Linked DNA regions of Homo sapiens: region 2 is linked to region 1. A link is a contact called in ENCODE Hi-C or POLR2A ChIA-PET data. All regions are on one chromosome and are shown on one strand. The core of a region is the stretch at or near the end of the contact, and the rest is flanking DNA. Distances in the headings are between cores, read along the strand shown. Region 1 overlaps EEFSEC (eukaryotic elongation factor, selenocysteine-tRNA specific). Region 2 overlaps EEFSEC (eukaryotic elongation factor, selenocysteine-tRNA specific).

The links. A loop is a pair of places that touch in the nucleus more often than their neighbours do. ChIA-PET counts read pairs that join two places held with the same protein, here RNA polymerase II (POLR2A).
Region 2: a map of astrocyte of the cerebellum shows a loop between it and region 1 (3-fold over the local background). The contact joins two enhancer-like sites. A Hi-C loop is called at or near these places in 2 of 168 maps with a recorded cell type or tissue (astrocyte of the cerebellum and endothelial cell of hepatic sinusoid). POLR2A ChIA-PET finds 5 or more read pairs at or near these places in 2 of 52 experiments (SK-N-SH and endothelial cell of umbilical vein).

What each region holds. Positions count from the first base shown.
Region 1 is chr3:128,307,554-128,311,560 of GRCh38, forward strand. All of the region lies in intron 4 of EEFSEC (eukaryotic elongation factor, selenocysteine-tRNA specific), which reads left to right. Among named protein-coding and RNA genes, the nearest start is that of DNAJB8-AS1, 150 kb to the right of the region's middle. Within about 2 kb of position 1,723, at least 3 of the 41 ENCODE cell types and tissues checked have a DNase peak (open chromatin) inside an H3K27ac peak, as active enhancers do.
Region 2 is chr3:128,408,370-128,412,992 of GRCh38, forward strand. It overlaps EEFSEC (eukaryotic elongation factor, selenocysteine-tRNA specific), which reads left to right. Exons shown (of 7, transcript NM_021937.5): 7 at 1-277. Among named protein-coding and RNA genes, the nearest start is that of DNAJB8-AS1, 53 kb to the right of the region's middle. RefSeq lists enhancers at 928-1,576, 4,474-4,623 and cis regulatory regions at 3,233-3,418, 4,152-4,623. Within about 2 kb of position 1,251, at least 2 of the 41 ENCODE cell types and tissues checked have a DNase peak (open chromatin) inside an H3K27ac peak, as active enhancers do.

The DNA.
Region 1 (4,007 bases), core at 473-2,972:
ATTCCTCCAGGCCTGTGGTTCCAGTAGGGGTTCAGCGAATATTGGCTGGATGAACTGGGCAAAGTATTGACTGAGCTGCTTTATTCGCAACAAGAACAGACAGGAAAGTGTATTTAGACTGACTCCTGCAGCATCTGGCACTGGGCATTAAGAGAAATAGTGCTCAGCCTGTGCACACATTGGGCAGGGTATCAGTCCAGCTGCAATACTTTCACCTGTGTGAGTGGGGCCATCACTAAGTCTCCTAGGGTCTTCTCTGTAAAGTGGAGATGATGCTGACTGTGGAGTTGGCCCTGACCTTGTGCCATTTTCAAGGATGATGAAGATGCTTTTGATTGTGCGCTCTCCCTGTAGGCCTCTCCTGGGCTTTGTGGCAGGCGAGAGCACATGCTTGTTGGAGCTCTGTGAGGCCCAGGCAGTGCCTGGTTCCCTGGGGTCACCTGGGCATAACAGTGCCCATCTTGTCAGTTGAACTGTGTGGCTAAGGGTGAAAGACTAAGTAGTTGGAACTCACGGCAACTTGCACACATGCTCTGCGCCCACAGTTAAGTATAGTTGGAAAAGTGGTGCTCTCAGCAGTGACCTCAGTCTCTGTCATTCAGACCCAGGAGTGGGTCTCAGAAGAGGCTGGAGGCCAAGCTTGGCCGTAGCTCTGCTCTTATTATATGATGCCCAGTGGCCCAGGTTCCTGACCACTCAGACTGGAAGAGCCAAGTCATCCTGGCAGGGGCCAAGGCTCTGACCTCAGTCCTTCTTGGTGCCAGCTTAGTGTGTGTGCCAGGCTGGATTGGATGTGTCAGGGGAGGGGGAATTGGGAGAAGACATAGCTTTCCTTGAGTACCTACTGTGTGCCACGTGCTGAGCTAGGCTCTCCAAGTACTAATTTCTGATCCTCTCAGGAATCTTCCAAAGCTGGGACTCTTATCCCCTCTTTGCAGCTGGAAAAACTGAAGCCAAATGCCATTTAATCGCACAGCTATTGAGTGAGAACCAGTAAGCCAGTCCCCCAAAACCTAAGCTTTACCCCTCATGCCAATAGCTTTTAAACATTTTTAGCTAAAGAACTTGAATATCAAATTTTATGAAGAATCCCCACAAATACAACCTATAGAAAGGGAGCCAGTCTGGCTGAAATGCAAATGGGTGACTTGGGCCCTTCTGTTCCTGCCCCTCCTCACACCTATGGCAGCCCCAGGACTCCCTGGGAACACAAGGCTCCTTGGAATCCAGTTTGGAAATGGGTCCTGTGCCCTAGAACCATGGATGGGAGAGCTCAAGACACCGCCCCTGCTGTCTGCAGGTGCATAGAGCCGGAGCTTTAGCTTCCCCGTCTGTGAAATGGAGCTGCTGATCCCTGTCTTGCAGCCTGCTAAAGAGAGTCCGTGAGGTGTGTTTGTTTTGTTTTGTGTTTTGTTCTTTTGAACTGAAAATTGAGGTGTTTCAACTATGGTTGAGAACCTACTGGCTGCCAGATAGTCAACTAGGTGTTTGTACGCATGATCTCATTCGGAAAGACTGCCTTCGCCCATGAGCAAGAGTGTGAAAGTGAAGGTTTATTTGTTCACGAGAGGGTGATGGAACAGCTTGTCACAAACTGTAAGTGTAGTCCTGGCACATGGCTTGGAGAGGACCTGAATTCCGGTGGGTGGCTGTGGAAGTGGAGAGGAAGAGCTGACAGAGACTCTGCCCTGAACAGCTGTCAGCACCTGGTGGAGACTGAGCAGGTGCAAAGAGGGCAGAGGGGAGGCGATAGCTGAGAGAGGGCCAGCTGGCGTTTGGAGTTAGAGGAAGAAATGGGAAAGGAGGAAGCCTAGAGCAGGAAAATCAAGGATAATGTCCTTTCTGGATGAGAGGGGTCAGCGCACAGAGGCTAGAGAGAAGAGAGAGGCCCCTGCTGCTGTCTGCTGAACGCTTACTGGGGCCATGTACATAACCAGTGTACCCAATGAGTAGGACCTAAGCCTTTATTTTCAGATGGGGAAACTGAGGTTCAAAGGAGAAACTTTTACCAGTAAGTAAAAGACCATCGGTTCTGGCCATAAGTCATGGTGACTTTAGCTGTGAAGATTCAAATTAGAGGATGCTGGCAGAGGGTGAAAGCAAGCTGAGAAAGGCTAATGCCTAGGGAGTGAGGCATAAGTCAGAATCACTTGGGAGTTTTGTGCCCAGCCAGAGAAACCCCTACTCCTTCAGGTGTGGAGCTTCTGGAAACTCTTCTCTACTCAAGAAGGGCAGAGGTGCTTTGCAGGAAGGGCCTGGACACACCGATTCTTGGCGCCCACTCTGGGGCCTCAGAGTTCCCCACTCTCCTGACCTAGCCTGGCTTGGCCTGCTGAGGTGCTGGATGCCACACTCTGTGATCTTATTCAAATGTCAGCTTTTCCTAGCATTAACATCCATTGACCCATTTAAAATAGACACACTTGGAGAAGGAAATCAAAAAGCAAAACAAAGGAGCAGTTGCTTTTCCAATCACATACACCTTGTGCAGCTTAATGAAGTCATAACAGAACCAAAGGCAGGTGCGGTATCTGTGCTTTTCAGGGAGAAAAGCAGGTGTCACCATTATCATCTGGATGCCCTTTGGCCACAGCATTTTTAGACCATCTGAGGCACTGCCAAGAATATTCCTGTGGCTTAGTGATGAGCCTTTTGGCAAGGTTAGGAAATTAGAACTCACCTTAGTTGTGTATTTAATTAAGGGTAGGGAGAAAGTCACAGGATTTCCTTTTTCTCTCCTTTCCCTCTGGAAGCAAGGGGCCACATACAACCATCTCCGCATCTTTCAGCTTTGACTGCTCCTGCCCCGTAATCTTGACTCCTGGAGGTTGTGGCTTTTACTCACTCTCTTAGTTTGGCTTCTTGAGAGTTTCTAAAATTGTACAAGGTCATAGCCAAGAGATTGCCTCTTAGCAACCTCGTGCCAGTGGCCTTGCGCCTATCCCCTGGTCTCCCACACTTACAGGAGGCCCACAGAGAGAGTCATGCTGCTGTTTTCTTTGTAGGCACACAACAGAACAGTGTTTTCCAACCTTTTCCTCATAATCACTGTACAGATAGACTGTATCATGACCCAATGCACATGCAGGTGGAGAAAGTGAAAGGCTTTACAAAATAGTATCCTTACCTCCTGACTTCCATTGCATTGCATTCTACTCCAATTTTTTATTTTCCTTTTCACTTGAAAACCACTGGTCTTAATGCACTGCATTGCCACCTCAGTTTGGAAACCTGCAGTAGTGCTCAGGCTCTGGAGGTCAGGCCCCTGTGCTCTGCTGCCCCACCCTGCCCACCTGGCAAGCAGGTCTGGAGGCCTCTGTCCCTCAGCTGGTCTCAGCAGTACTGGCTGCAGGTGACTATTACAGTGGCAGTGGCTGGGGAGGCCTTCTATTGATGCAACATTCTGTGTGGGGAAAGGCCCACTTGATAAAACTGTTTGGTTTTACTTAAAAGGAGTGTAGGTGAGGAAACAAACTACACAACAATGTGAATGAACTGGAAAAGTAAGAAAAGATAATGCAGGTGATATCCTTCTAAGAAAATTTTTAAAATTAAAATTCAGATTTAGACCAATGTGTTTTAGAAAAGGACTAACCATGAGATTCCCTCTAATTGCATGGTCTCCTCATTCATTGAAAATGTAGTTATTTTTACAGAAATCTGACCTTTCTGCAATTTTCAACTGTGGACCCATGTGAAGTGTAACTAATTCTCCTTTCACAGCATTCACCTTCCTCTTCGGTAATGCTGAGCCCCATTCTGGGTCTGCCATTTTACTACAGAGGAGAGAATTTGAAAGGTGGTCAGAAGAAGCATGGACATGTTAAATGTTTGGAAACCAGATTCCTGTAGGGAAGGAGGGAAGGATTTTAGCTCCACAGTTGTGTTCTGAGTGCCAGCTAATGGGGCTAGCCCTCTACGTCCCACTAAAAGCCTGCATGGTCCCGTGACCTTCAGGGCACAGCTCCAAACTTGAAGTGTGTGGCTGGCAGCCTGTCTTCCTCTGC
Region 2 (4,623 bases), core at 1-2,500, 100 kb after region 1:
AGCAGCAGCCCCCACCCCCAAGCTTGGTGCTGAGCCCTGGTGAGGAGCTGAGGGGGATGGGTTGCTGGGGCCAGGAGGGTCTCTCCTCCAGCCCCTGCACACTCCCACCCAGGACAGCCCCCAGCCCAACTAGGAAAGGGCCATGGGCAGAGGGCTGGTAGCCAGTATCTTCCACTGCCCCATCTGTTGGCCACCTGCAGGCCAGTCTCAACCCTCCCCCAGGTGGGCAGGCACTTGATGGCTACAAATAAATGTCCCGTGGCCCCAGCCCACTCTACTGGTGTCTCTCTCTCTGTGACTTCACTAGGTCCGCCGCCCTCCCCAGCTGTGTTCCAAGGGGAATCTCAGAAATCCCAAGAGTTCCTGCCCAGGTCGGGGCCAGGGAAGGGACCCAAACTCAGAGTCTGTAGGCTGTGGGAGTCTGCAGAGTGTCTGCGCTTCTCAACCCCACTAGGTGGCTCCTGGGGCGCTCTGGGCCTTCAGGGAGAATGGGGATTCTCTGGGCAGCTGGGTCCAGGGAAGGTACCCACAGGGAAGTTGGGGAATAGCAGGGTGCCTGGCCAGAGCATCAGGCAGAGCAGGTGGAGGCTTGTTCCTCCACCCCAACACGAGGAGTCCCTCAGCCCCTGCCCTCAAGTTTGAGAACCACATACTTCCCAGAAAGTGGAGGCTAGCATGGTGAGGGCACCCTGCAGAGCCATCTGCCATCCCCTGCACCCACAGACCACCCTGCCTTGTAGCCCCAGGCTGTGGGATACTCAGGAAGGGGTGAATGGTGGAGTCAACAGACTGAGGGGAAATCAAAGCTTTTAGAGACATTTGCAGGATGAACAGATGTTCAAACGTTCCTTTATTTGGTCTCCAGACAGACGCAGAGGCCTCCCTTTTATCCCAGTAATCGGTGCATTATGCTTTAATTTGCAAATGGCATTAAAAATATTAACAGGGGCAGGTTTCGATCAAATGACTTGGGCCTGTTAAGCCCCAGAGCCGTGTGTGTGTGTGTGTGTGTGTGTCCCGTGTGCACGTGGTGGGTGGGGAACAGGCAGTTAATTAAATACACCAACAGCAGAGCAAAGCCCCCGAGCTGCAAGGATACCAGCGATGGCGACTGGCCCAGCCACCCTTCGTCAACCTTGGCCCAGACCCAGGCAGCAGGGCTGGAGCAGCAGTCAAGGGCAACAGCTGAGAGCCATGGGGAAGTGGGGTTCCCAGTTCAGTCCCCTGAGGGGATTGGCCCTGGAGGAACGTGAGAGAGAGTGTGGCCCCGGTGAGCGTGGCCTCCGCGGCTGCTGCAGGCTGCGGGTGCCAGGGCGGCTTGTCTGCACTGTGAATCAGGACAGCCCTCTGCCTAGGAGCCGACTCCCCCTCTACTGCCGCTGCCTGAGCAGACACTTCCTGGGACTGCAGTGGCCCCTCTCCCTGGGGCCTGACCCCACTGTGTGCTGTGCCCCGACCCCACTGTGTGCTGTGCCCCACGGCCTCCTCACCCTACCTGGCCCTGCAGACTGTTTCACCAGGAAGGCAGTGCCACTTCACTGAGGCCACTCCGCCCAGGAAACTGGCAGCAGCTTTGAGCCCACACCAGGCTCCCTGCTAGCCTGCTGGTCCCCCAGGGGAGGGCAGCCCAAGAAGGGAGCAGACCTCCAGGAGGGCTTCAGTCAGCACCGAGCTGGGCTCACAGCCCCCAGCCTGTCAGTCCCTGGGGGCAGGAGAGGCCCCTCTGAGCACTTGCCAGTGCTGTCCAGGCTGGTCACCTCCCAGCACAGATCTGGGAGCTGCTGGTGAGGGCCAGCACTGGGTCCGAACCCAGCTCCAAGGACTCACTTCTTAGGCGAGGAAACCTCCCTCCTCCTCAGTGTGGGGCTGAGCTGGGAGCCAGGCCACACCCTCCCTGACCGCTCCCTCCCCAGCCCCCTCAGAGTCCCTGCACATTGGGACAGAAAGCTCTGAGCTCAGCCCCAGGTCCTGGCCTGCATGGGCAGGGTGACCTTGGGTGTGTCACTGTCCCTTTCTAAATGAGGGGTGATGTGACCCAGTGGAACCACTGTGCCAAGCATGGGGTTCCATGGAAGCTGTCCATGGGAGCTTCCATGGGAGCCATGGGAGCTGGCTCTGGGGCCAGATCAGGTGTGGAGGAAAGATGAGCACACAGGGCGAATGTGGCTGCCGCCACCAGGGCACAGATTCAGGCCTCTCCCTGCCTGCGGTGTGAGCTTGGGCAAGTTCCCTAACCTCATGCCTCAGTGTCCCCATGTATAAAATGGAAGAAGAAAAGCAGCCATGCCAGAGGGCTGCCCTGGGGGTGGGAGACTTGCCAGGCACACTGCTGACCCCACATTACCTGCGGCCCTAGGGTGGGCCCCACACATCTCCCACTGAGAGGCAAAAGGCCCAGAACCCCTCAGGAAGTGACACCAGCCCCAAATAAGCCGTTTTTCCAGGAACTCTGTGCAGGCGTCCACCTCCACCCCACCTCTCACCTCCCTACTGGTCTGAAGACCGTGCTCCTCAAAGTCCCGGGAAGGAGGGGGCTCGGGTGGAGGAACTGAGGCACAGAGGCACAGAAGGGAGGAGGGGCAGCCCAGGGCGACTCCCAGGAGCCTCTGAGCGCCCTGAGTGTGTAATGAGGCGGACCTGCTCTGTGTGGCCTGAAAACGCCCAGCCGACTGCCCCAGGAGAGGCCTCTATCAGGCCCGGCATCGGTGGAAACCCGAGCGTCCATTAGTGGGGTCGGGCCAGGGCGCGCAGCCTTTGAAGGTGCAGCCTAGCCGGGACGGTGGGCAGGAGCTGGTGCCAGCACCCGCTTCTGGCTGAGGCCAAGGTGTGGGCATGCACGTCCCCTTCCCTGGCTCCCCCGTCCCCCAGGATGCCTTGGGCAACCCCAGGCCCGCGTGTTTTATGTAGGAGAGGGTTCCAGTGGGCCAAGCTCACTGCAGCCACCGACACAGGTAAACTCACCGAATCTGCTCATCTACCCACAGCAGTGATGTGGCAGCAGCATGCCGGTTTCCCAGGGGTGTGGGCAGGGCAGGGCTTGGCTGCCTGCAGCTGCCCCAGATAGAGCTGGAGTTTGAGTCCAGGCTCCAGGTTCTTCCAGAGTCCCTTGCCCACCAGTGCTTCAGGCGTGTCCTTGGAAAAGAGGTGCCCTCTGGGGTCCTCTGTGGGCTGATGGGTGGGGTGGGGCATGGGGCAGCAGTGCCCTGGGCCCCCTCACCTGCCTGCCCACATGGAGTGAGGTCATGGACCGACATCCTGCCATGGGCTGGGGCAGGAGGGGCAGCGGTGATTGGCAGGCCCCCGACCAGCAGGGCTAATGCACAAACGAAGAGATAAGGCTTATCTGGAAATGTCCCTGGAATCGAGACTCTGATGGAAACAGGCTTCTGGGTTAATATATTTTCAATAGATAACGTCTCGTAAACGGGAAGCCCTGGGGGCCTGGGGCAGGAGAAGGGGCAGCTTCCGTGCTCCCAGGCCTCCTGCCCTGGCCATGCATGTGCATGTGCGCACACGGGCTTTGGTGCACCAGGCATCTCCAAGCCTGTGCTGACGTCTGGGTGTGCATCTGTGCACATGGATCCGCGATGTCTCAGACGTGTCTGCATGTGCTCCGTGTGTGTTTTGGGAGGGTTGCGGTGTTTGTCAGTGTGTGTATCTCTTTGGGTGTGGGAGTGGGGTGAAGGAGGATCGAGTCCAGTGTACACAGGGTGGTGGCAAGTTCCCTAACCTCATGTCTCAGTGTCCCCATGTGTAAAATGTGCCTCAGTTCCAGTGTATCCAGTGCTAGTTTGCCCCATGGGCAAAGGGCATGCAGGTTAGTGGGGCCTCTTCTCCAGGACTGGGTGGGATTCAAGGGAGGCTTATCACTCTATTCTACAGGAAGCATACCAGGGCCAGACCCCTGTCTGGGGAGTGCAGGAGCCTGTCAGTCCGAGCTCACTCTGGAGTTGGTCCCGGCCCTGGCCTCCTCTGCCGAGCAGCCTCCATGTGGGGGTTAGCATCTCCAGATTCCCTTCCAGAGACCAAGGCCAGCCCCGCTGACAGCCTCCCAGCTCCTAGTTCAGCCTTGTCTGTCCTCTGAGGCAGGGACTGGGGAGGCCTCCTGCCAAGGGGCTGCATGGGCAAGGTCTTGAAGGGAGAGTAGGAGTTTGCCAGGGCAAGGAAGGGTGGCACCTGCCAGAGGGAACAGCAGAGTGAAGGCTGTGGCGAGGAAGTGCTCGCTGGGGCCCGTGTGCCTGCTTGCTGAGGAGGGATGAGGTCATAGCTCCAGACCCCCCAGCCCCTGCTGCACCTCCAGGAGCCTCCACACAGGCAGCCCAGATTAAAAAGAGTAATTAGCATTTGACTGATAACGGGGTTGAGCCATTAATTAGCCTGCTCAGCCGGCACCAGGCTTGGCTGCTGGGAGTTGGGGCGGAGGCAGCAGTGGGTGCTGGGAGTGGGGCTCGCAAGGCTCTACAGGGGCTCCATTCCCTTTGCTGAGCACTGGTGATGCTCGGGGAGGTGATGGGGGCGCTATGAACAATGTGGCCGGACCTCGGGCAGCCAGGGAGGCCTAGAAGGCTGTCTGCTGGGTGTGGGAGGCCTTGGAGCCCCACAAGGGCACAGGCAGGGGGATGG